2 separate regions of the Homo sapiens genome follow, and region 2 is linked to region 1. Evidence: read pairs that join two places in POLR2A ChIA-PET (ENCODE). Cell type or tissue: B cell. All regions are shown on one strand. Links, peaks and the distances in the headings refer to the core of each region. The heading gives the core; the rest is flanking DNA. Region 1 overlaps SIPA1L3 (signal induced proliferation associated 1 like 3). Region 2 overlaps SIPA1L3 (signal induced proliferation associated 1 like 3).

Region 1 (11,692 bases), core at 2,246-10,245:
ATGGAGAAATTTTCCTAAGTTGTCATTTATTATTCGCACTGGAATGATGAGTCTGATTGACTCACAAACAGGCGATTATATAACCACTTTTATATGTTCACGTTTACTCAGCCACTTACCCATGTTCAGTAACTGTCCTTAAACATCTGAGTTGGTTTTTTAAAAAAACCTAACAGTGAGTGGCTGTAGAGATCACCAATTCCTAAAAGGGGCATTAAAAAAAAAAACTGTCTAATGGTAGAGGAATGGCTTCCTGAGTGTTGGGATACAGTTTCCAGTGACAACATACACAAATTCAAGGGGTGCCACATCACAAATGCTTCAGATGGACGTGGAGACAGCGTACTCTGGAAATACGTGTAGATGACTCAAAAAGTGACTCTTGTAATAAGGATGTCTGTGAAAAGTGTGACTAACACTGTTTTATGACATGTGAGAGGATATACGGAACATTTTGAGTCCAATTTTCTCTTTTTTCCTTGAGACAGGGTCTCCCTCTGCTACCCAGGCTGCAGTGCAGTGTTACAATTATGACTCACTGCAGCCTCTACCTCCTAGGCTCAAGCGATCCTCCCACCTCAGCCTCCCAAGTAGCTGCGACCACAGGCACACACCACCACACTTGGCTATTTTTTTTCTTTGTAGAGATGCGGTCTTGCTATGTTGCCCTGGCTGGTCTCAAACTCCTGGCCTCAGGCGATCCTCCTATGCTTCCCAAAGGGACAGGATTACAGGCGTGAGCCACTGTACCCTGCTGAATTCAACATTTTTGATATCTGGATTCCAAACATGTCACAAAATTAATCAATTAGGAAATACAGAAAGGCAGCTGATTATGTTGTTCAAATCCCTGAATGTTTCAGGTGGGCCTCCAAACTTTTTTTTTTTTTTTTTTTTTTTGAGACAGAGTCTTGCTCTGTTGCCCAGGCTGGAGTAGAGTGGTGCAATCTTGGCTCACTGCAACCTCTGCCTCCCCGGTTCAAGCAATTCTCCTGCCTCAGCCTCCTGAGTAGCTGGGATTACATGCGCGTGCCACCACGTCAGGCTAATTTTTGTATTTTTAGTAGAGATGGGGTTTCACCATGCTGGCCAGGCTGGTCTCGAACTTCTGGCCTCAAGTGATTCACCCGCCTCAGCCTCCCAAATTGCTGGGATTACAGGCGTGAGCCACCATGCCCGACCCCCACCCCCACCACCCCCACCCCCCGCTGGCAAACTTTTTTTCATCTCTTTGGAAAGCTATCGAACCACTTTGTTTTGGGGCACGTATGGCATTTTTTAGGTACAAGTGTTGAAAAAAATCTGGAAGACACACACCAGCTCATAAAAGTGATTATCTTGGGGCATTATGGGTCCTTTGATTTCTTTTTTTAAACAACAAACAAGCATTACTTTGATAATCAGAAATGCAGGCTAGGCAAGGTGGCTCATGCCTGTAATCCTAGCACTTTGGGAGGCCAAGGCAGGTGGATTGTCTGAGCTCAGGAGTTCGAGACCACCCTGGGCAACATGGTGAAAGCTTGTCTCTACTAAAATACAAAAAATTAGCCAGGCGTGGTGGTGCACGCCTGTGGTCCAGCTACTCAGGAGGCTGAGGTATAAGAATTGCTTGAACCTCGGAGGCGGAGGTTGTGGTGAGCCAAGATTGTGCCACTGCACTCCAGCCTGGGCGACAAAGTGAGACTGTGTCTCCAAAAAATAAAAATTAAAATTAAAAAATTAAAGAAATGCAAACAAATAATACAGCTTTATAATGTCGCTCAGTAACTCTAACTGAATTGGTCAAGGGTGAGACCCAGGCCTTGGGATTTCTTAAAGTTGCCAACATAATTCTAATGTACAGCAAGGATGGGAATCATTATTAAACATTTTCCAAATTACACTGTAGAAGATGTTCCTGGGTGTCTTTCAAAAAGAAAAGTGCTCCATAGTCAAAGAAGCGGGTTTCTTTCCTGTAGGATTTCTCAGACTGTAACATGCACATGACTTTTTTTTTTTTTTTTTTGAGACGGAGTCTCGCTGTCACCCAGGCTACAGTGCAGTGACGTGATCTTGGCTCACTGCAACCTCTGCCTCCTGAGTTCAAGCAATTCTCCCTGCCTCAGCCTCCTGAGCAGCTGGGATTACAGGCGCCCACCACCATGCCTGGCTAATTTTTGTATTTTTAGTAGAGATGGGGTTTCACCATGCTGGCCAGGCTGGTCTCGAACTCCTGACAGGTGATCTGCTCACCTGGGCCTCCCAAAGTGCTGGGATTACAGGAATGAGCCACCTCGTCTGGCCTGCACATGACTTTTACATGAGGAAGATACAGTGCACAGTGGACATCTGTGTGTGTCTGCTCAGAACTCCTTTCCAGCAGCCATGCCATTAGCAAGTCCTGTCCACTCTACCTCCAAACCGTACCCAGAACCTGCCCCCTCCTCTCCCTCCATGCTCCTTACCCTGGCCCCATCCTCTGGCATCTCCAGCCTAGACTAGAGCAACAGCTTCCTCCTTACTCTCACACTGGCTTCTATAATTCACTGTCACCAAGGCACGCTAGTGGCAGATCCTTGGGACATGCAGAGTTTGAAAAATCTCCCGCTACCTGCCCTGACACTGCCCAGGGCATCCCTACCTGCCATCCTCTGACCATGGAAGGTGCCTGCTTTAAGATGAAGGCACCGTGACAGACAGTCCCCCAGGCTATTGTTGAGCTGCTGTGTCACCAGCTCACAGGGTCCAAAGAACCCTCAGACTTGGAGGTGGGGGGCCTGACTGCTTAAGTCTGCATGAATGGGGGTTGCCGTTACCTGGAGCCAAAAGCCTCCAATCCATACGCTCCTTATTGTTTTACTCTATTTACTGGTCAGCAGTTTTTTTCACCAGGTAAAAATTATCCTATGTATCTGCCTGGTTCACTGCCTGTGTCCCGCTCCTCGAATGCCAGCTCTGAGAACAGGGATATTTGTCGTCTTGTTCACTGCTGGAACACCCCCTGCCAAAGAGTGGGAACTCAGCATTTGTTAAGAGAATGACTGAGCTCATTTGATTCTTTCAACAGCTCCAAAAGGCAGGTGTTCCAAGTCCCAGCCTCCTCCTCACCGCCAGCCAGACCCGGCACCATCTGCCCCCACCTACCTCTCCCAGCTCTTGACCCTGCAGTTACACAGGTCTTCTTCCAGTTCCTTCGCAGAGTCAAGCTCCTTCCCACGTCCGGAGCTCTGCTGATGCGGTTCCCTCTACCAGGGACTCTCTCCCCATTCCTCGCCCCCACTGGGGGAAGGTCTACTTATCCTTCAGGCCTCCTCCCAAACGTCAGTCCTTATGACAGACGTTCCCTGACCTCTCAAGACATGTCCGGGCTCTCAGATATGCTGTCACGGCCCTCTGGGCTCCTCTGCCAGAGCACTTAGTGCAGACATAATCACACAGCTGTTGCTGTAATTACTTCAATTCTGTTTCCACCACTAAACTATGAGCTCCAGGAAGGCAGGGGGACACCTCTGCATTTCTAGAGCCCTGAGAAGGCCTGGCACACAGTAGGTGCTGCATAAATACCCCACCAGTCCACTGTGGCTATGAGAGTTACTGCTCACTGAGTATCGTATTTCTAGTCCCTTGTAGTTAGGCAGGACCGTGTGACAGTTCTGGGTGCAGGTGGAAGTGAACACGTGGCTTCTGGGCCTCGGCATCTAAGTGCTGCTGTGCACCTCTCCGTCCCCTTCTGCTGTGGTGTCTCTGCAGCCTGTGAGGCTCCAAGACAGGGGCAGGCCGGGATGGGGCGAGTGGGGGGAGCTCCTGTCAGCCTGGGTCCCTGAGGTACAAGGTTAAGCCCTCCCACCTGACCTGCCCATGTCACAAGTAAGAAATGGACATCTGTTGTGTCCAACCTCTAGGATTTCAGGGTTAATTTGTTACTGCAGCAGAAACTCGCCCATCAGAGGCATTCCTGTGAATGAATGAAGGCAGCTAGAAAGCAGAGACACTGTGATCACCGACCGGAAGGTGTGGAGCAGGGAAACGGCCACCAGCCACCCAGCACGGAACTCAGTGAAAGAACAGAAGCGGGGAATGGGCCAAGCACTCCACGGAGCTGCGACTCTGTGCTCCTGAGGGGGCAGATGAAATGACCCAAAGCCTCCACTGCCTTCAGACAGGGCCTGCCTGGGCAGCCCTCGGGACACACGCTCCTTAGGGATCACAGCCAAGTGTCCGTCCCTGGGGACGGGGAAGGAGGCAGTGCTGAAGCCAGCAACACCCTGGAAAACCCTCTTAGCCAGAGGAAGCTGAACCAGCAAGGCTGCATGAAAGGTCTGGGCTAATTCGGGCTGACAACCTTCCCTCCGAATCACCCACTGGGGCTGTGCCCTCCCGGCTCCATCCCAGAGAATAAATCACACTGTCAGGTCTAATTTGGGGCTTGGCTGATGGGCTGAGCAGAGCATCCATGCGTTCTGGCCACAGAGGTCAAGGGCAGCCTACACTCTTGAGGCCAGTGCTGAAAAGTCTCAGGAATGAACAAGAAAGGGGACCAGGAGGCCAGGAGCCATGGGTCTCCAACACACACCAAAGAAACTCCCAACTTGGCCCATGAAATTCCTGGCCCAGGCTTTCGCTGTATGAACTCTGCTCCCAGAACACAGTCCTGCTACACCTAGGCCTGTGCCAGCTCAGGGCTGGGTGCAGGGCGACCCCTCACATGTCTGGTGAATGAATAATCACAACAGCAGCAGCTCACGCTTATTATCTTATAGGCTGTTACTAAGCCACCTAACCTCCAACATGCAGTAAGGGCTAATGAATGCAAGCTGCCACCATCCTCCTCCTCCTCATTATCATCATCACCACCTCCACCACCGCCACCACCATCATCTCATCATCATCATCTCATTATCATCTATTATGCGACTTCTCGTGCCAGGTACTGTCCTAGGTACTTGAAATTCATAATCCCATCTTAATCCTTACAACCACCTTGGGAGAAAATGGAAGCACCCACAGTTAAGCTGCCCATTTAGGGCTAGTCACGGGCTCAGCTATGACTAGACCCCAGGTCAGCTGGATTCCGGAAAGCTGTGCTCTTGGCCACCGTGTCAACCCATTTTTGCTTTCATCTCCCTGGAGAAGCCTGTCCCCAAACTCCAAGTCACCGTTAGGTGCCTTCTTGGGGTTCCCACAGCCCCGTGGCTTCCCCTATTAGAACTCTTATCACTCTGGGTTGTTTACCTGCAGAACTTCCCAACATACTGTATACCAGGGTAAGCCTCGTGCCCAGCAAGAGGAGCAGGAACATGGGAGGTGCCCAATCAATGATGGTTGGTTGGAAGGATGGATGGAGACCCAAGTCTGAATCTTTCATTTTACTGAGGAGGGAAACAGAAGTTCAGAAAGGAGAGCTGTCGTGAGAGTTTCACTGAAGAAAGGCAGGTGGAGAAGATGGTAGAAACGGCTCCTTGATGAATCTCTATTCCACCTCCAAAGCCCAAAAGCTGCTTCCAGGAGCCCTCTTTGACCCCTAGGCTGGGTTAGGCACCTCCACTGGGTTCCCACTCCCCTGGGCTTCCCCGATCACAGACCTGACCACTCTGGGGTCTGAAGGTCTGCTTCCCTCACCGGATGGGGAGCCGCATGAGGGCAGAGCCACCCAGCCATGAGGCTGGTCCAGTCACCACTGCATCCCCACTACTCTACAGGGACGGGCAGGGGAGGCGCATATCAAATGTGTGCGCAATCAACCAGCAGACCTCCAGAGAAAGAAAAGGCTAGAAGGCTCATCCTGGGAAGAATAACTAAAAGCACAGGTATAGTTTGGAAAAAGGGAGGCCAAGAGGGGTTCCCTCAGCCACTTGTAAGTCCCTGCAGGGCTGCCAGGAATAAGACGTGCAGCTGGTGCTCTCCCGAGGACTAGACCTGAACCAGTGGGAGGTAGTTAGTTACACAGGGGCGGATGTGATTCACAAGACAGTTTTTTAATGATCACAACTTCCCCAAAGCAAAACACACTGCTGGGCTCTGCCCTTGCTGGAAGAATTTAAACCCAGGCCAGACAGTGAGCAGCCTGGTCCCCTGTACCCCACCCCCCGCACCCCCGGACCTCTTATGAGGCAACAAAGTGTAGTGGCTAAGAACAGGGGCCCTGGACCCAGGCTGCATGCCTCCCTGTCCCAGCTCCTCTACCTGGCAGGCAGCTTCACCACTCGTGCCTCAGTTTCCTCATCATTACCATGGGGATATCACAGCAGTGACGTCTTAGGGTAGTTACAAGAACTGAATGAGATCATGCACGTGAGGCGCTTACGGCAGGGCTTGGCACAGAGTCAGCACCCATTAATGTTCATTATTACTGCTTTTCCTTCCCCATGAAACCAGGCAGTGCTGGCTGGCCACCCCAACAGATACTCTCAATTCATTTTTTCTCTGGCTTCCTCCTCAGGAAAGGCTGAAAAGTTAAATAACATTTGCCACCTTCCTTGGAGCTAGGGGAGGCTATGCGACATGGCAGCAGGAGCGATGTGTCCATGAGGGGAAAGATCAAGAGAATCAAAGCGGCTCTGCCCTGACACTGCCCAGCCACCAAACTAACACTGGCAGCCAAGCACCTCCAGGTGTGCTGTTGTGAGCGAGAAATAAGCCCTCATTCAATCAAGCTGCAGTGAGCGGGGGTTTCTGTTCCTGAAACTTGAAGACATTCCTGGCCGAATGCACATACCATGATGCAAATGGCTCAAGGCGCACACCCATGGTAATTGTTTGCCAATTTCAGCTCAGGCCCGCTGCTGAGAACCCCTGACCCAGAGGAAAAACAGTGGGTGGCTGAGCCATACAGTGCTTACCAAGCCCAGTCGCTGTGTTCCACCCTTCCTTTTCAGCTGTATCTACTCCCCATCTGTACAATTATTTACATACACGCACACACACACACACACACACACACATACGTATCTCTCTCGCTCTATTGCCCGGGGCTGGAGTACAGTAGCATGGCCTCGACCTCCTGGGCGCAAGTGATCCTCCTGCCATAGCCGTCCGAGTTCCTGGGACTACAGGTGCATGCCACCAAGCCTGGCTATTTAAAACATTTTTTGTAGAGATGGAGTCTCACTCTGCTGCCCAGGCTGGTCTTAAACTCTTGGCCTCAAGTGATTCTCCTGCCTTGACCTCCCAAAGAGCTGGGATTATAGAGTGAGCCACTGCACCCAGCCCTCAAGTGATGTTCAAGCTTTATATATTTAAAAAGAATCCATATCACCACTAAAAATGAAAAATTGCTATCTTTTGCTACAAAGAAAAGCAAACTTAAAAAATAAACACAATGAAAACAAAACATAGTCACAGTCATTCATTATCTGACGTTGCATAATTTGGGTTCAATGGACTGGCAAAAAATTTTTCACTTTCCTTTTCTATTGCGGGGAACATCAGATCTGGCAATACTCAGGGATAAGACTGGCTCCAGCTGAGCAGGGCTGCCCCTTGGAGAGGGAACACATTTCCTTTTCACAGAAACTGTGTTCAGAAGGGAGATGATTTGACTGTGATCTCCCGGATGGCTGTGGATGAATTAGGCTGGGGACCGCCTCACTCCCTCCTCTATTCAGGGCCTCCTCAGAGAGGCCTTCCTTGGCCACCTTGTCCGAAAATTGCCCTGTGAGGCCAGTCCCCTTCCCTGCTTTATTCATCACTATATACTCCTATATACATCCTATGTACACTATATACATCCAACTTATCCTATATTCACTTCTTTTTTTTTTTTGAGACCGAGTCTCGCTCTGTTGCCCAGGCTGGAGTGCAGTGGCGCAACCTCAGCTCACTGCCACCTCTGCCTCTGGGTTCAAGCGATCCTCCCACCTCAGCCTCTCAAGTAGCTAGGATTACAGGTGTGTGCCACCACGGTTGGCTAATTTTTTTGTATTTTTAGTAGAGACGGGGTTTAGTAGAGACGGCCACCATGTTGGCCAGGCTGGTCTTGAACTCCTGACCGCAAGTGACCCGCCCACCTTGGCCTCCCAAAGGTGTTGGGATTACAGGTGTGAGCCACCATGCCCAGCCCTATATTCACTTTTTATCTGTTTACTGTTTTATTCTCCAGTAGGATGTCCGTTCCCTTAAGGTAAGGAGTTTGTTTTTTCATTCCTGAATCCCTAGTGCCTAGAAGCAGATAGTAGGTGCTCAAATGCATATTTGCTGAGTGAAGGAAAATAAATGAATGAACAAACGAAACCTGTTCATGTTCTTTCCAAGTTCCCTAAGGCCCTGGTTACCACGTAGGAAAAGTGCCGTTCTTCCTGCTGTGTGAGAGGCAATGCTAGGAATTTACTTGGAACTTGGGAGCTTTTATCACATGAAAAAGGAATGTGCTAGATTAAAACAAGTATCTATGAGCCCATAGGATATAAATTAGTAACTAAATAAAGAAATAAGGGGGAAGGGACAGGTCTTCCTTACAGAAGAGTTCCAATTAATAAATGTAGATGGAATGAGAGGCACACAAAAACTGCCATCAGGGAAACAGCACAGCAGTAACTGCTGTAGACAAGACCCGGCCACCAATGGATGGTAAAATTAGTGGGTGGAAGTTTGAGGAAAAGCGGGATGTGGGATATTAGCATAGCCTCAAAGTTTCTCCCCAAAGGTAGCATTTTTGTTTTGTTTTAAAGAGACAGGCTCTTGCTCTGTCACCCACACTGGAGTGCAGTGGCACGATCTCAGCTCACTGCAATCTCCGCATCCTGGGCTCAAGCGATCCTCCTGCCTCAACCTCCTGAGTAGCTGGGACTACAGGTGTGCACCACCACACCTGGCTAATTTGTTTCTATTTTATTTTTTTAGAGCTAGGGTCTCACTTCATTGCACAAGCTGGTTTCAAACTCCTGGCCTGGAGTGCCCCAAGATAGCCATTAATTACAAAGGGAAAAGTGTAACTTTACTGTGGAGAAATCTGGCACACAGCAACTTAACCAAGTGATCTAGGTGAACATTACCGGAAATATGATGCATTGATGTCACAGACCCCCACAATGACGCACTGAGAAGGGCATGCTGCCTGTGTGGCACTGTTCCAAATAATGAATAACCTCAATCAGGTCATGAGAAAACATCAGAAAAACCCAAGTTGAAACACCCAACAAAATAGCAGAGCAGTCCTCTTCCAAAGTGTCTGGGTCATGAAAGGCTAGGAAAGACGGAGGAATTGTTCCAGATCGGAGGAGGTTAAGGAGACAAGAAAACCAAATGCAATGTGGGATCAAGAATAGACTCTTGGAAGAAAAAAGGACATCCGCAGAAAAACTGGTGAAATGTGATTAATGTCTGTCATTGAGTTAATCGTACTGGGTTGTGTGAATTTCCTGTTTTGATCACTGTGTTAAGGTTGTATAAGATGGTAACATGGGGGAAGCTGGATGTAGGGTAGACATGTGAACTTTGTAACCATTTTCACAACTTTTTTATAACTCTAAAATCACTTCAAAATAAAAGTAATCAAGAATTGTGCCAGGAAGCATCCTTTGACAGAAATCTGGCCCCTAGCAACTGTCCCACACACAAGCTTCAGGTACCCAGGCAAGACTGCCAGGATGAGGGAATGTGATGAGACCCACTAAACATCCAGGAGAGAGAAACTCCATCCACAGCCACTCAGTTCCCGCAGCTTGGCCGACACGGCTACCTGCATCCAGGGTCTGAATGCCACAATCCTCCCCCTTCCACCTCCCACACCGTTATGGTCTCTTGGTTCTTCAAGGATCAGACAATGGCCCCTCCCAACAAAGCTGGGAATCGTCCAGGAAGGCGTCACTGCAAACTGAAATGACATGCAGCTGGGGGCCCATGCCACTGCTTAGAACCCACCCACAGAAACAAGAGAGAATGTTCACTAGCAAACCAACCCAAACCCAACCCAGAAACCTAAACATAACATATTCAAAACCTATATAGCACAGGTAAGTATTTGCCATATATATATATATATATATATATATATTTGCCACATATATATATATAAAATATGTGTAAATACCCATTACCCATGCCATACATGTGTATGTATGTATGTATTTATTTATTTATTTAAATTTTTAGGTTTTTTTGAGACAGGGTCTCACAGCAGCCTTGACCTCCACCGGTTCAGGTGACCCTCCACTTTAGCCCCAGTGTAGCTGGAACTACAAGTGTGCATCACCACGCCCAGCTAATTTTTGTATTTTTTGTAGAGACAGGGTCTCACTTTGTTGCCCAGGCTGGTCTCCAGCACCTGGGCTCAATCGATCCTCGAGCCTCAGCCTCTCAAAGTGCTGGGATCACAGGTGTGAGCCACCACACCTGGCTCATATTTTTAACCAACAGAGAAACCAGTACATTCACATAGTGGGGCGGTGGGGCTGCTCTGAATCTTGATCGTGGTGGCAGTTTCACAACTGTCTACATCTGTCTCCATTCAAAGAACTGTATACCGGCCAGGTGCGGTGGTTCATGCCTGTAATCCCAGCATTTTGGGAGGCTGAGGCGGATGGATCACCTGAGGTCAGGAGTTCAAGACCAGCCTGGCCAGCATGGTGAAACCTCATCTCTACAAAAATACAAAAATCAGCCGGGCATGATGTCAGGGGCCTGTAATCCCAGCTATTCGGGAGGCTGAGGCCGGAGAATCACTTGAACCTGGGAGGTGGAGGTTGCAGTGAGCTGAGATGGCGCCACTGCACTCCAGCCTGGGTGACAGAGTGAGACTCCATCTCAAAAAAAAAAAAAAAAGAGGCCGAGGTGGGCAGTTCACCTGAGGTCGGGAGTTCGAAACCAGCCTGACCAACATGGAGAAACCCCACCTCTACTAAAAATACAAAATTAGCCAGTCATGGTGGCGCATGCCTAGTAATCCCAGCTACTCCGGAGGCTGAAGCAGGAGAATCGCTTGAACCCGGGAGGCGGAGGTTGCGGTGAGCCAAGATCACGCCACTGCACTCCAGCCTGGGCAACAAAAGTGAAACTCCATCTCAAAACAAAACAAAGAACTATATACCAAAAGAGGGTTTTACTCTATGTAAAGTTTAAAAATTGAATTAAAAAGTAAAGAAAAAATAAAAGTATATGAAATGTATGATATGCTGAGGTATGCTCATGAGCAAAGATCTTCAAAACATACTATTATTGGGGATGGTGGAAGCAAGCCAAGAAGCACTGCATAGCCTGGTTCCTTTTTCTCACACAACGAACCAAAATAAGTGTGTATATGTGCATGTAGGAATGTTTGTGTATGGGAAAAGGTCTGGCAGGGCACCCAGCCAGTGACTGACAGTAATTACCTCTGGGGTAGACGTTAGGCTTGCGGGTGACAGAAGTACAGCGATGCAAACTTTCATTTTTCCCTTGATACTCTTTTTTTAAAATTTTAAAAAAAATAATATGTGTATGAGTTGTAAAATTCTAAGCAAACCAGCAGCCACGCCTTACTCACCCTTAGTGCCTTCTAGACACTAGTGCTCTTGGAGGGTCCCAGGAGAGCTGATGTCAGAGACTGTGCATCTACATGGAGGAAAAAGAAGAGGTTAGGTCTCTGGCCAACTTAAGCCTTCCTGCAGTAATACCCAGCTGTCAGTCACATATTCACTCTTTCAACAAGTATTTACTGAACATGGCTGAGTGTAATCCCAGCACTATGGGAGGCCAAGGCAGGCGGATCACTTGAGGCCAGGAGTTCAAGACCAGCCTG
Region 2 (11,692 bases), core at 1,985-9,984, 51 kb before region 1:
CATTTCACCACCCAGCAGTTGCCCATATGTCCTAAAACAGCCAGATGCAGTGTGAGCTGTCACCTCTCATTCTGCTCTGGTGCTCATCTGGCCAGAAAGGTGGGTAGAGGGAGGAGAGGGCTGGGGAGACAGAGGCTGGTGACCACCTGTGGTTTGGCGCACATGGCTTTAGGGCTGCCTCTTCCTGGCTACTGCAAAGCCTCCATGCCATCCCATTCCCCCAACTCAGTGGGAAGGTCTTGGTCAGGGGATGGGGCGAGGGCACTCCGAGCTGCATCTGCCAGCCTGGATGAGGTCCAGGACTTGGCTGGCCCCACAGTCAAGTCCTTGGCAGCCTCAGCCTGCTAGGCGTCCATGTCTGGGCAAAGGCCAGGCCCAAGGGGCTGGGGCAATGCAGGCTGAGGGAGACCCATTTTGGAGGGCCTGCCTAGCTGGCAAATGCCACTTTTCTGAAAGGTCTTCCTTATTTGGGTCTTCTGGGCCTCTCTGTCATTTCTGCTTCCCTGGGTCCCCTCTTTTTGCTGAGGATCTGCCCTGCCTCCTCCTCCAGGGAGCTCTGGTGGAACTGTCAATCACAGTGCCTGGCCCTGCCCCTGGACCCAAGGTGGGTAACACATGCTAGACCGGGCAGTTTCCTCTACCACCCCTGATCACAGCGACTGGCTCAGGACTTGGGCTTGTGATCTAAAGCAGAGCCAGAGTTCTTCCCAGATAAATCAGTGTAAGCCTTTTTTTTTTTTTTTTTTGAGATGGAGTTTTGCATTTGTCACCTAGGCTGGAGTACAATGGCGCGATCTCAGCTCACTGCAACCTCTGCCTCCCGGGTTCAAGCAATTCTCCTGTCTCAGCCTCCTGAGTAGCTAGGATTACAGGTGCCTGCCACCACGCCCAGCTAATTTTTGTATTTTTAGTAGAGACGGGGTTTTACCATGTTGGCCAGGCTGGTCTCGAACTCCTGACCTCAGGTGACCTGCCTGCCTCGGCCTCCCAAAGTGCTGGGATTACAAGAGTGAGCCACTGCGCCTGGCCAGTCTGAGCCTTTTGGAAGAGACAGTGCAAAGAAGTAGATTTGAGCAGCCCATCTCCATGTTCCCATGACATGGTGAGAGCTTGTTAGTGGCAGAAGAAAATGACACTCGCGATGCAAAAAGCAGAGCCAAGCAGAGAGTTAAAGAAGCAGAGTTCTGGAGACTGCATTTGAGTCTCTAAGTCCAGCTATGCCGGAAGTTTGCCCTACCCCTAGATTTGCAGTTACATGAACCAATGAATGCTATTTCTGACTTAAGCAAGTTAGAAATAGATTTCTGTCACTTACAATTTAGAGTCCTAATAGAGCATGGGTGCCCCAACAGGCCTTCCTCACTAGCTACAGTTGACATTTAATCCAGGGGAAGGCTTCCAGCCAGGACCATGGGCTTCTCTACTCAGAATGGAAAGTGACACATTGGGAGTACCTTGAGCTGATTGGCATAACAGCAGTACCTGTGGTTGAGAGTCCCCAGTTCCTGTCCTGCCTGAGGCTTGTTGCCTTAATTCTTTCCATTACGTAGGACACCTCATGTTCCTAAAATGATCCCTTACCTTCCCTTTTATTTCTTATGCTTATTAGAGCTAATCTCTTGCAAACAGGTTTTGTAATGTTGGGCTCTGAAGTCAGACACCCTGGACTGAAATCTTGGTCTGGCTACTGGTTCACTGATCCTATAGAAATCATTTAATTTTTTTTTTCTTTTTTTTTTTTTTTTTTTGAGACACAGTCTCACCACTCTGTCACCCAGGCTGGCAGGCTGGAGTGCAGTGGCATAAACTCAGCTCACTGCAGCCTCTGCCTCTCAGGTTCAAGCAATTCACCTGGCTCAGTCTCCCCAATAGCTGGGATTACAGGCGCGTGCTACCACACCTGGCTAATTTGTATTTTTGGTAGAGATGGGGTTTCGCCATGTTGGTCAGGCTGGTCTTGAACTCTTGATCTCAAGTGAGCCACCCGCCAAGCTTCCCAAAGTGCTGGGATTACAGGCGTGAGCCACCATGCCTGGCCAGAAGTCATTTAAATTCTGCGTCTTAGTTTCTTCCTCTGTGAGATGGAGAGACTAACAGGATTGCTCTCCCGGGGTTGTTGGGAGGATTCCATGAGATGAAGCTGGGGAAGCGTTTGCCCCCAGAACCTGGCTCGAGATGTGAGTGGCTATGATTTCTTTAATAAGAACGAGAGTGATGGGACCTACCTCGCGGGTCCGGAAGATGATCCTGTACTGGTACTGAGGTCCGTGCTCCTTGTGGTCTTCCAGCTTCTCCCGCTTAATGCTCACAGCCACTGGCCCCAGCTTCTCATCCACGCCGAAGTAATTGGCATGTTCTAAGAAGGAAGAGCAGGCGAGTTCAGGCTCAGCTGTCTGGGAAGGAGGGGCCCTGATGCCCAGCAGGCCTGCAGACAGGGCGACCAGGCAGGGTCCTGTGCAATCTGTGGGATGCTGGTCACGCAAACCTCATGCCTGGTCACAGACACCCCCAGTGGAGACACTGTAAGAGGCAAAAGCCCACCTTACTGTACCACCTGCCAAGCCACAGAACTTTTCTGAGCCTCAGCGCTCTCATCTGAGAAAACAGGACCTTGATGCCACCCACAATTCAGAGAGTGGATGTGAAGGCAAAAATGAAGCTACAAATATGAAACACTTAGTACAGTGCATGGCATGCCATCAACCCAGCATCACTGCGATTAATCCCGTGTTTGCAAATGGTCCACTTGGTTTAACTGCGGATTAGCCCTTGTGAAACTGTTAAGAAAGATTCTAGAGAGCCTCCTCACACCTGGGCTCTGCCCCTTAATAGATGTCTGGCCCCAGCCAAGTCGCTAGATAGCATTTTCAGCCGTAAAGTTAAAGGTGGACCCAGCCTTCAGCACCGTGCCAGGCACATAGTACGCACATGATGAGTGTTGGCAATGACCATCCCCAGTTGTTGGTGCCTGTCAGGGACCACGATAGGGGCCCCTAGGCATCACCTTTATCTCACCATGTTTCTTTACCTAGGTAACTTCAACACTGCTTTTTTTCTTTTTTTTTCTTTTTGAGACTGTTGTCCAGACTGGAGGGCATTGGCGCGATCTCGGCTCACTGCAAGCTCCACCTCCCGGGTTCACTCCATTCTCCTGCCTCAGCCTCCCGAGTAGCTGGGACTACAGGCGCCCGCCACCGCGCCTGGCTAATTTCTTATATTTTTAGCAGAGACGGGGTTTCACCATGTTAGCCATGATGGTCCCGATCTCCTGACCTTGTGATCTGCCCACCTCGGCCTCCCAAAGTGCTGGGATTACAGGCGTGAGCCACCGTGCCCGGCCAACACTGCTGTTTTTTCCCTTAGGGTAACAGAGGCTTTAGCCAGGCATGGGACACACCTCCTGCTCCCTCGTCTACCTGACAGCTGCCTCCTCTTTTTTTCTAAAACATGCTACTATCTTATAACCCTTCCAGGCAAATAGTTCTTCCTGATGTATAACCCAAGTATCTCATGCTTGTGTGGGTATCCGCCAGCGGTCTGTCTTGATCCAAGTCCACAAAGTTAGCATCTACCCACCACCGGAAATTGTACTGGTACACTGAATGTTTAACTGATGGTTCTGGTTCTCATGAGATGCTCTTGGCAAATCAAAGGCTAGTCTAAGGGCAAAATACTGTGTGGTAATTAATGACCCCGATCAGAACAGCATCTGCAGGGGGTTCAACAATCTCCAGCTGATCAGAGAATGGAATAAACATTGTACTCTACAGATCACAAATACCAGCTTATTCCTGAAGCAGCTACAGGGGTTGTTGCTTTTTCCATCAATGCATATCTAGCTCCTTGCGAATCCTAGCATATAGTAGGCACTCAATAAACACTGACCAATGACTTATTTACTAGCTTTGACAAAGATTCTTTGCTTGGCCAAACTTTAGTCAGGCTTTGGAATCTTCTCCTAGGCCCATCTGTGCACCTCCTTGTAAAATCCAGTTTTAACAAAGAACCCTGCGCTAAGTCAGTTTAGCAAGAACCCTGCCCCCCAACCTTATCCTCAATATCTGGACATCTTCAACACCTGATCAAGCTCTTCATCTTCCACCATCCAAAGGTGATGTCTGATCATCCTGGCGTGTCATCAGCAACATTAGGTTGGTTTAGCCAGAATCTTCCTTACCTCTGACATTTCTTCTTAATAGTTTCTTCCATGCACTGATCCCCACCTTGCTTCTTGGCTATAAATTCCTACTTGACTACGCTGTATTCAGAGTTAAGCCCAATCTCTCTTCCCTACTGCCAGACTCCGCTGCAGTGGTCCCTATGCCTGCTGTGATGGTTCTGAATACATTCTTTACTGTGCTTTAACAAATATTATTGAAGAGTTTTTGTTTTTTGAGACAGGGTATTGCTGTGTCACTCAGGCTGGAGTGCAGTGGTGCAATCATGGCTCACTGCAACCTCTGCCTCTAGGGCTGAAGCGATCCTCCCATCTCAGCCTCCACAACAGTTGGGACTACAGACATGCACCACCACACCTGGCTAAATTTTTAACCTTTTTTTGAGGTCTCACTATGTTGCCCAGGCTGGTCTCTAACTCCTGGGGCAAGTAATCATCCTACCTCGGCCTCCGAAAGTGGTGGAATTACACTTTCAGGGAGCCCTTGTGCTTGGCCAGAACGTTTTTTTCTTTAACAGCTTTCAGGGCTACAAAGAAATTTTTAAAAAGAAAACGGCTTTTTTTTTTAAAGCTCCAGGATGAGTACTTCCTACCTGCCTAACAAAGAACTAAGTATTTTAATGTATAATCTTATTTGATCTTTATTTGATCCACATTCCTTTCATGTACGTATTTGTACGTGTAGGTTGAAAAGAATGTGTTCTTTGTTGGTTAGGTACAAAGTTAATACATATACAGTGTAAAATCAAGTTTTCATTAGGTTATCTAAATCCTCTAAATCCTTATTTTTCAGCTACTAGATTCTGTCAACTTCAGAGAGATAATCTGTGCACTTCTCCCGCTATGGTTGTGAGTTTTTCTACTTCTCCCCGTAGCGTTTTTTTTTTGTTTTGTTTTGGTTGAGGGGACAGAGTCTCACTCTGTCGCCCAGGCTGGATTGTGATGGTGCGATCTCGGCTCACTGCAACCTCTGCCTTCCAGCTTCAAGCGATTCTCCGGCCTCAGCCTCCCAAGTAGCTGGGATTACAGGCACCCGCCACCACGCCCAGCTAATTTTTGTATTTTTTAGTGGAGACAGGGTCTCACCATGCTGGCCAGGCTGGTCTTAAACTCCTGACCCCACGTGATCTGCCCGCCTCGGGCCTCCCAAAGTGCGGGGATTACAGGCATGAGCCAATGCGCTCAGCCAGCCTGATCCATTTTTTAAATCTAGGTACCCCTAAACCAAGTTGCCAGGTATACGAAGGTTCACAACTACCAGAATTTCTTGGCGAACTTTAAGAAACATGAAATGGCCTCCTTAGTTCCTCTAAAAGGTGCTTTCAACCTTTACATCTATTTCATGTGATACTGACATTGCCTCATTGGCTTTTTCCTTGTAAGCAACTGTCTGGAACTTCTTTTTTTTTTTTTTTTTTTTGAGACGGAGTCTCACTCTGTTGCCCAGGCTGGAGCGCAGTGGCGCGATCTCGGCTCACTGCAAGCTCTGCCTCCCGGGTTCATGCCATTCTCCTGCCTCAGCCTCCCGAGTAGCTGGGACTACAGGCGCCCACCACCATGCCCGGCTAATTTTTTGTATTTTTAGTAGAGACAGGGTTTCACCGTGTTAGCCAGGATGGTCTCAATCTCCTGACCTTGTGATCACCCACCTTGGCCTCCCAAAGTGCTGGGATTACAAGCGTGAGCCACCGTGCCCGGCCTGGAACTTCTTTTTTATCCCTTTCTTTTCAATCTCTGTGTCATTCTGTTTGTGCATGTGATATTGATATAATCATCTTCATTTGTCACACAGTCTGAAGGGTAAAACGTATCACGTGGATCAGCTATGGAACAGATACCCCAAACCGAGGGCTGTCTGACTCCAAGTTGGAGCTCCAGTGTCCTGTGGGATGACTTAACTGACATTTGTTATGTTTGACAAGGATATTACTTTAAATATTTTTAAAAACTAGTTGCTGTGAGCTGGGCATGGTGGCTCACGCCTGTAATCCCAACTCTTTGGGAGGCCAAGGTGGGTGGATCACCTGAGGTCAGGAGTTCGAGACCAGCCTGGCCAACATGGAGAAACCCTGTCTCTACTAAAACTACAAAAATTAGCTGGGCATGATAGCGAGCGCCTGTAATCCCAGCTACTCAGGAGGCTGAGGCAGGAGAATCGCGTGAACCCAGGAGGCAGAGGCTGCAGTGAGCTGAGATCGCGCCACTGTACTCCAGCCTGGGCGAGGCGACAGAGCGAGACTGCCTCAAAAAAAAAAAAAAAAAAAGAAAAAGAAAAAAACAACAAAAAAAAACCTAGCTGCTGTGGGGTACTAGCTGCTAGTACTTCGTCTTTTTTTTTTTTTTTTTTTTTTAAGAAAAGCCCTCTATTCTTGGAAAAGAAAAACTTTGTCTAGCTAAAAACCTGCGTTTCCCAGCCTCTTTTGCACACAGGTGTGGCCACTAAGTGCAAGTAGTTGGACCGGGCTTCTGAGAAAGCTCTTTAACGCATTTATGCCGGAGGCTGCAATTTTTTGAATTTTTCCACAAGTAAAAATTCAGACCCTGGCAATGTCCTTGAGCAGTAGGCTATAACTCCCACATGCTTAGCGTTCCAATAATGAAACACTAGGCATAAGGGCATAAGGGGGTTGACTTGACAAGAGGTCTGCCTTTTTGTCCTTACCCTTTCCTCTTTTTCTCTGCCTGGAAACACAGATGTGACGCCTGGCACTCCAGCAGCCATCTTGGTGTGGAGCAGTGGGGGATCATGCCATGCACTAAGGCTGACCATACTGATGCTTAAGACTGACCATACCAGCCCTGGGCTGCTGAACTCTGGATTTCTTCACAGGAGAGTCCCTTCTATGTTGTTTAAGCCTGTTACTAGCAGTTACAAGCAATTCTCAATTTTTTTTTTTTTTTTTTTTTGAGACAGAGTCTCACTCTGTCACCCAGGCTGGAGTGCAGTGGCATGATCTCAGCCCACCGCAACATCTGCCTCCTGGGTTCAAGCGATTCTCCTACCTCAGCCTCCCAAGTAGCTGGGATTACAGCCACATGTCACCATGCCTGGCTAATTTTTTTGTATTTTTAGTAGAGATGCGGTTTCACCATGTTGGCCAAGCTGGTCTTGAACTCCTGACCTCAAGTGATCCGCCTGCCTCAGCCTCCCAAAGTGCTGGGATTACAGGCGTGAGCCACTGCGCCGGGCAGTTCCAAGACTTTTGTATTCGCTGCTCTGTTCTGGGAACAGTGTCTGCAATTTGCACATGGTGACTTCAGCTTGGTACTCAAACTGCACCTGCCTCGGAGGCCCCCTCTGACCATCCCCCACTGGGATCTGCCCCCACCCTCCGACACTCCATTTCCTTCTTCCCTGCTGTACTCTTTTCCACTGCATTTAGCAGCCTACAATCCCTTGTGTATTTTTCGTATTTATCCTGTTCTATGTTTGTGTTACCCATGAAAACATTATAAGTACTAGGAAGACAGAACATTTGTTTTAAGCTGGTTGATACTACATCCCCAGGCTCTAGAGAGTGCCTGGCACTGAGCTGTCCCCAAGTCCATATGTGCTGAGTAAATGCAGAGCTGTGTCCTGTAGCTCAAGGTTTATGGAGTGCTGCTGTGTCAGACACAGGGCTGAGGCCCGGGTGGCTCTGCTCACCGGATCCTCACAGCCCTCCAGAAGGGAGGTCTCTGTTCCCGCCACATCCTCAGTGCCAGAGCAGGGCCTGGCACAGAGTGAATGAATGAGTAGTGGGGGTCTCGGAGGCAAGCCTCGGCCCACCCAACCTTCCCACCCACACGCCATCCGTCACCTTTGCCCACGAAGTAATCCTGGTAGTAGCGGGCGCCCAGGTCCACATGCTCGATGCTGTACTGCCGGGGCCGACTCTGCGTCCGCTGCTGCTCCTTGGGAACTTCCAACACCGAGATGCTGGCGTTGGTGCGGTAGGCGCTCAGGGCGGGCTCTGCCAGGTGGCCCTCGCCGCTGCTCGGGGAGCCCACGGAAGCCCGGGAGAAGCTCACGTTGCGCTCACACTCGCCCCCGATCTCATTGCGGAAGTGCGGGCAGCTGAGCAGCAGGTCGTTGCTGTTGTCATCGCCGAGGTCCTGCTCCAAGTTCTCCTTGCAGTTTAGGTCCTCTGTGCTGGTGAAGGCCGGGTCCAGGCCTCCGAGGCTGTGGGCCCGCGAGGCCGTGAGGGAGGCCATGGCCGAGGCGGCGGAAGCGGCCGAAGCACCCGTGGTGGTGTTCCGCCGCTGCGACACCGACACCCTGTTGGCGGCCGCCTCGTTGAGGTCGAACAGCATGCTCTGCACGTCGAAGTGGGCGAAGCTCTTCTGACACACCCACGGCCTGCTGGCTTCCGGGGGGCTCCGGCCCTCGTCGGCCTCCCCCGGGGAACGCCCAGCCTCCCCCTCGGGTTTGCTGCTCCTTAGCTTCCGAAAGATGGACGAGTCCACCGTGTCCCCGCCGCCGAGGCCCCGCGCAGGTTTCTTCCGGGCCTTCTCCTTCTCCTTCGTGGGCTGCAGTGGCAGGAGGCTGTCCTTGGCGGGCTGCCCGTTGTGGGAGTCCCCCTTGGCTCCGCCGCCGCCCCCCATGAGGTGTGGGCCAGGATCTGCCCGGAGGAGCTCGGTGAGGGCCTGGCACCCTCGGGCGTCGGGCTGCTCGCTGCGGAACTCGTTCAGGATGTCGAAGAAGCTCTGCTCGGGCATGCCCTGCACGTCGATGGACGAGGTGCTCCCGTACTCGCGGAAGAGGGGCAGCGCCCCCGTGTGCCGGGCCCCCCGCGGCTCCCCCGCGTCCTCCGCGTCACACTCGCTGAGGGTGATCTCGCTGCTGCTGCGGTGCCGAAGGGGGAGGAAGGCCCTGCCGGGGGACCGGGGCCACCCGTCCTGGAACTCCACGTCTTTGGACCTTCTCCTGGAGAGTCGGTGGAAGGCTTTGGACCCTGAGGAAGCCGGGGTGCTGGTGGGGGGCTGTCCGTTCTGTATGCTCCTCATGGAATGGGCCATCTTGGTGGCCTTTGTGCCATCTGTGTCCTGGGAGGGGCTTGGGTTGCTGTGCTCTCTCAGGGCCTCCCGCTTGGGCGGCCAGTCGGCCACCCTTGCGCGCACGCCCATCTTGGGCATTGCGGGAGTGGTGGGGCTGGGGCGGGTGGTGGCGGTGGCGGTGGCGGTGGCGGTGGCCGGGCTCTCGCCAAGAGGCTGGGACATGCTGCCATTCTGGGCCCAGAATCCCAAGGGAGCGTAGTCCCCTGTGTGTGGCCCAGGGAGGACATCGCCCACCCTGGCGCCACAGCTGGCTGCCAGGTCCACACCATCGCTGGGGATGGCCCGATAGGTGGTCATAGTCCACGGGCACTGGAGTGCTGCTGGCCCCGTACGCTGTGGTGTCACTCTATGGGGTCCCCCAGCCCTCAGCCATTGTTCAGGGCAGCCAGGCCCAGGATGAAGGATGCTGGGCCCTGAAACCTGACAGGAAGGTTGTGAGCCTGTGGAGTCCAGTTCTCCACCATCGCTGTGCACAGCTGAGCCAGGACAACCTCAGGAAGCAGGTGCTGTCCTGGGGGCTCCAGACCGAGTGGCTCAGTAGCGCAGAGCAGGCAGTAGCTGTGGTCGCCCGCCAGCTGGAGGCAGCAAGGATGTTGTCCTCGCCATGCTGAAATGGAAGAAAAGGAAAATATGAGCTGCGATGGCCGTGTTACTGCTCCCAGAAAGTGGGACATGTGACTTTTCTTGACAGCCTTACTCATTTAAAAAATCTTTTTATTATGGAAATTTGCAAACATACTCAAAAGCAGAGAGGAGACTGAGTCACCCATCAGCTCCAACAACCACTAACTATTTTCCATTCCCATTTCATCTATTCACCCAGCCTTGTGACCTTCTTTGTTTCTGATAGAATGTTTTAGAGTAAACCCCAGACATCATTTTTTTTTTTTTTTGAGACAGAGTCTCGCTCTGTCACCCAGGCTGGAGTGCAGTGGCATGTGCTTGGCTCATTGCAACATCCACCTCGAAGGTTCGAATGATTCTCCTGCCTCAGCCTCCCAAGTAGCTGGAATTCCAGCATGTGCTACCATGCCCGGCTAATTTTTCTTATTTTTAGTAGAGACGGGGTTTTGTCATATTGGCCAAACTGGTCTCAAACTCCTGGCCTCAGGCAATCCCCGCCCGCCTCAGCCTCCCAAAGTGCTGGGATTACAGGCATGAACCACCATACCTGGCCAGACATCAGGTCATTTCACCCATAAATATTTTAGCTTGTATCTCTAGTACATAAGATTTAAAAAAAAAAATCACAGTAACATTATCATACTCATCTACATTAACAAGAATTCTTTAATGTCATGCACTACCCTGCCTGCATTACATTTCCCATCATTGTCTCGCAGGTGTCTTTTGTGAGCTGGTTTGTTCGAAATCATCCTCTGCTTATGCAGGTATTTTCTCAAGTCTCCTCTACTCTACAATGGCCACCTTCCTTTATTTTGATGCTCTTTACTTGTTGAAGGAAAGGGGTCACCTGTCCTGTGGATTTCCCCACTTTCAGGATCCCTGAGGTGCCACTTAACATGTTCCTCTGCCCCCTGTATTTCCTGTGAACTGGTGGCTTCATGCAGAGGCCAGACTATTGTCCACCTGCTCTGTTGTTTGCTCAGCTCAGCTACTCTGCCAGAAAGGAAGTGAAAATGACAGATGAGTCAACATGAGCACCAGTGGAGTTTGGGGAGGAAAGCTGCAGAAGGAATGTCTCTAGAAATCCATGTGGTTACTGCAGACTATGACTGGGTAAATCAGAGCCCATCACTTTTTCACTGAGATCTCCCCAGTGACTACTTACTGCATTAAAACACCATCCAAACTCCTTCCCCTGCTCCACAAGCCCCGCAGGATCTGGCTTCCATGTCTCTCCCCATCCCTGACTAAGCTCTGATCATACTGGCCTTCTTTTCTGTTCTGATGCACCAAACCTTATCCAGGACATCTGATATCCTTCCTCAGTCCTTCTTGGGGCTGGTTCCTTCCCATGATGTCAGTTCTTCCATGGGGACTTCCGGCTGGGCACGGTGGCTCACACCTGCAGTCCCAGCACTTTGGGAGGCCAAGGCGGGTGGATCACTTGAGCCCAGCAGCTCAAGACCAGCCTGGCCAACATGGCAAAACCCCATCTCTACTAAAAATACAAAAATTAGCCAGGCATGGTGGCATGTGCCTGTAGTCCCAGCTACTCAGGGGGCTGAGGTAAAAGGATCACTCGAACCCGGGAGGTTGAGATTGCATGAGCCACGATCACACCACTGCACTCCAGCCTGGGCAACAAAGCGAGATCCTATCTCAAAAAAAAAAAAAAATCCCCAAAAACAAAAACAAACACAAAAACCTTCCCAAATCACCCTATAGAGACAGAGAAGCCCGGTCTTCTGGAAGCCTTTCTTAATTACCCACTCTACTTTCTTCCAATTTTTCTTAGCAGTTGTTCGTTCTGTCTACTGGCTAGGTCCACCACTCAAATGTTGGCTCCAGAAT

What was found. Peaks named below come from ENCODE experiments on the same cell type or tissue, not always from the same donor. Only the 100,000 strongest peaks of a DNase experiment are listed, where the experiment ranks them.
Region 2: POLR2A ChIA-PET joins it to region 1 with 12 read pairs; 9 of 35 experiments call an interaction of 5 or more read pairs at or near these places.

Annotation. Positions count from the first base shown.
Region 1 is chr19:38,028,902-38,040,593 of GRCh38, reverse strand. It overlaps SIPA1L3 (signal induced proliferation associated 1 like 3), which reads right to left. Exons shown (of 22, transcript NM_015073.3): 2 at 11,438-11,505. Among named protein-coding and RNA genes, the nearest start is that of SIPA1L3, 130 kb to the right of the region's middle. RefSeq lists an enhancer at 3,048-3,549. In B cell, for the core only: CTCF peaks have their summits at 6,398 and 6,601; DNase peaks (open chromatin) are centred at 6,213, 6,703 and 7,423; H3K4me3 peaks cover 1,628 bases; H3K27ac peaks cover 7,266 bases.
Region 2 is chr19:38,079,385-38,091,076 of GRCh38, reverse strand. SIPA1L3 (signal induced proliferation associated 1 like 3) reads right to left here. Exons shown (of 22, transcript NM_015073.3): 3 at 7,978-9,821; 4 at 2,226-2,356. The coding sequence starts at 9,511. Among named protein-coding and RNA genes, the nearest start is that of SNORD152, 78 kb to the left of the region's middle. RefSeq lists an enhancer at 9,078-9,631. In B cell, for the core only: no CTCF peak of the experiment used is centred there; no DNase peak of the experiment used is centred there; H3K27ac peaks cover 520 bases.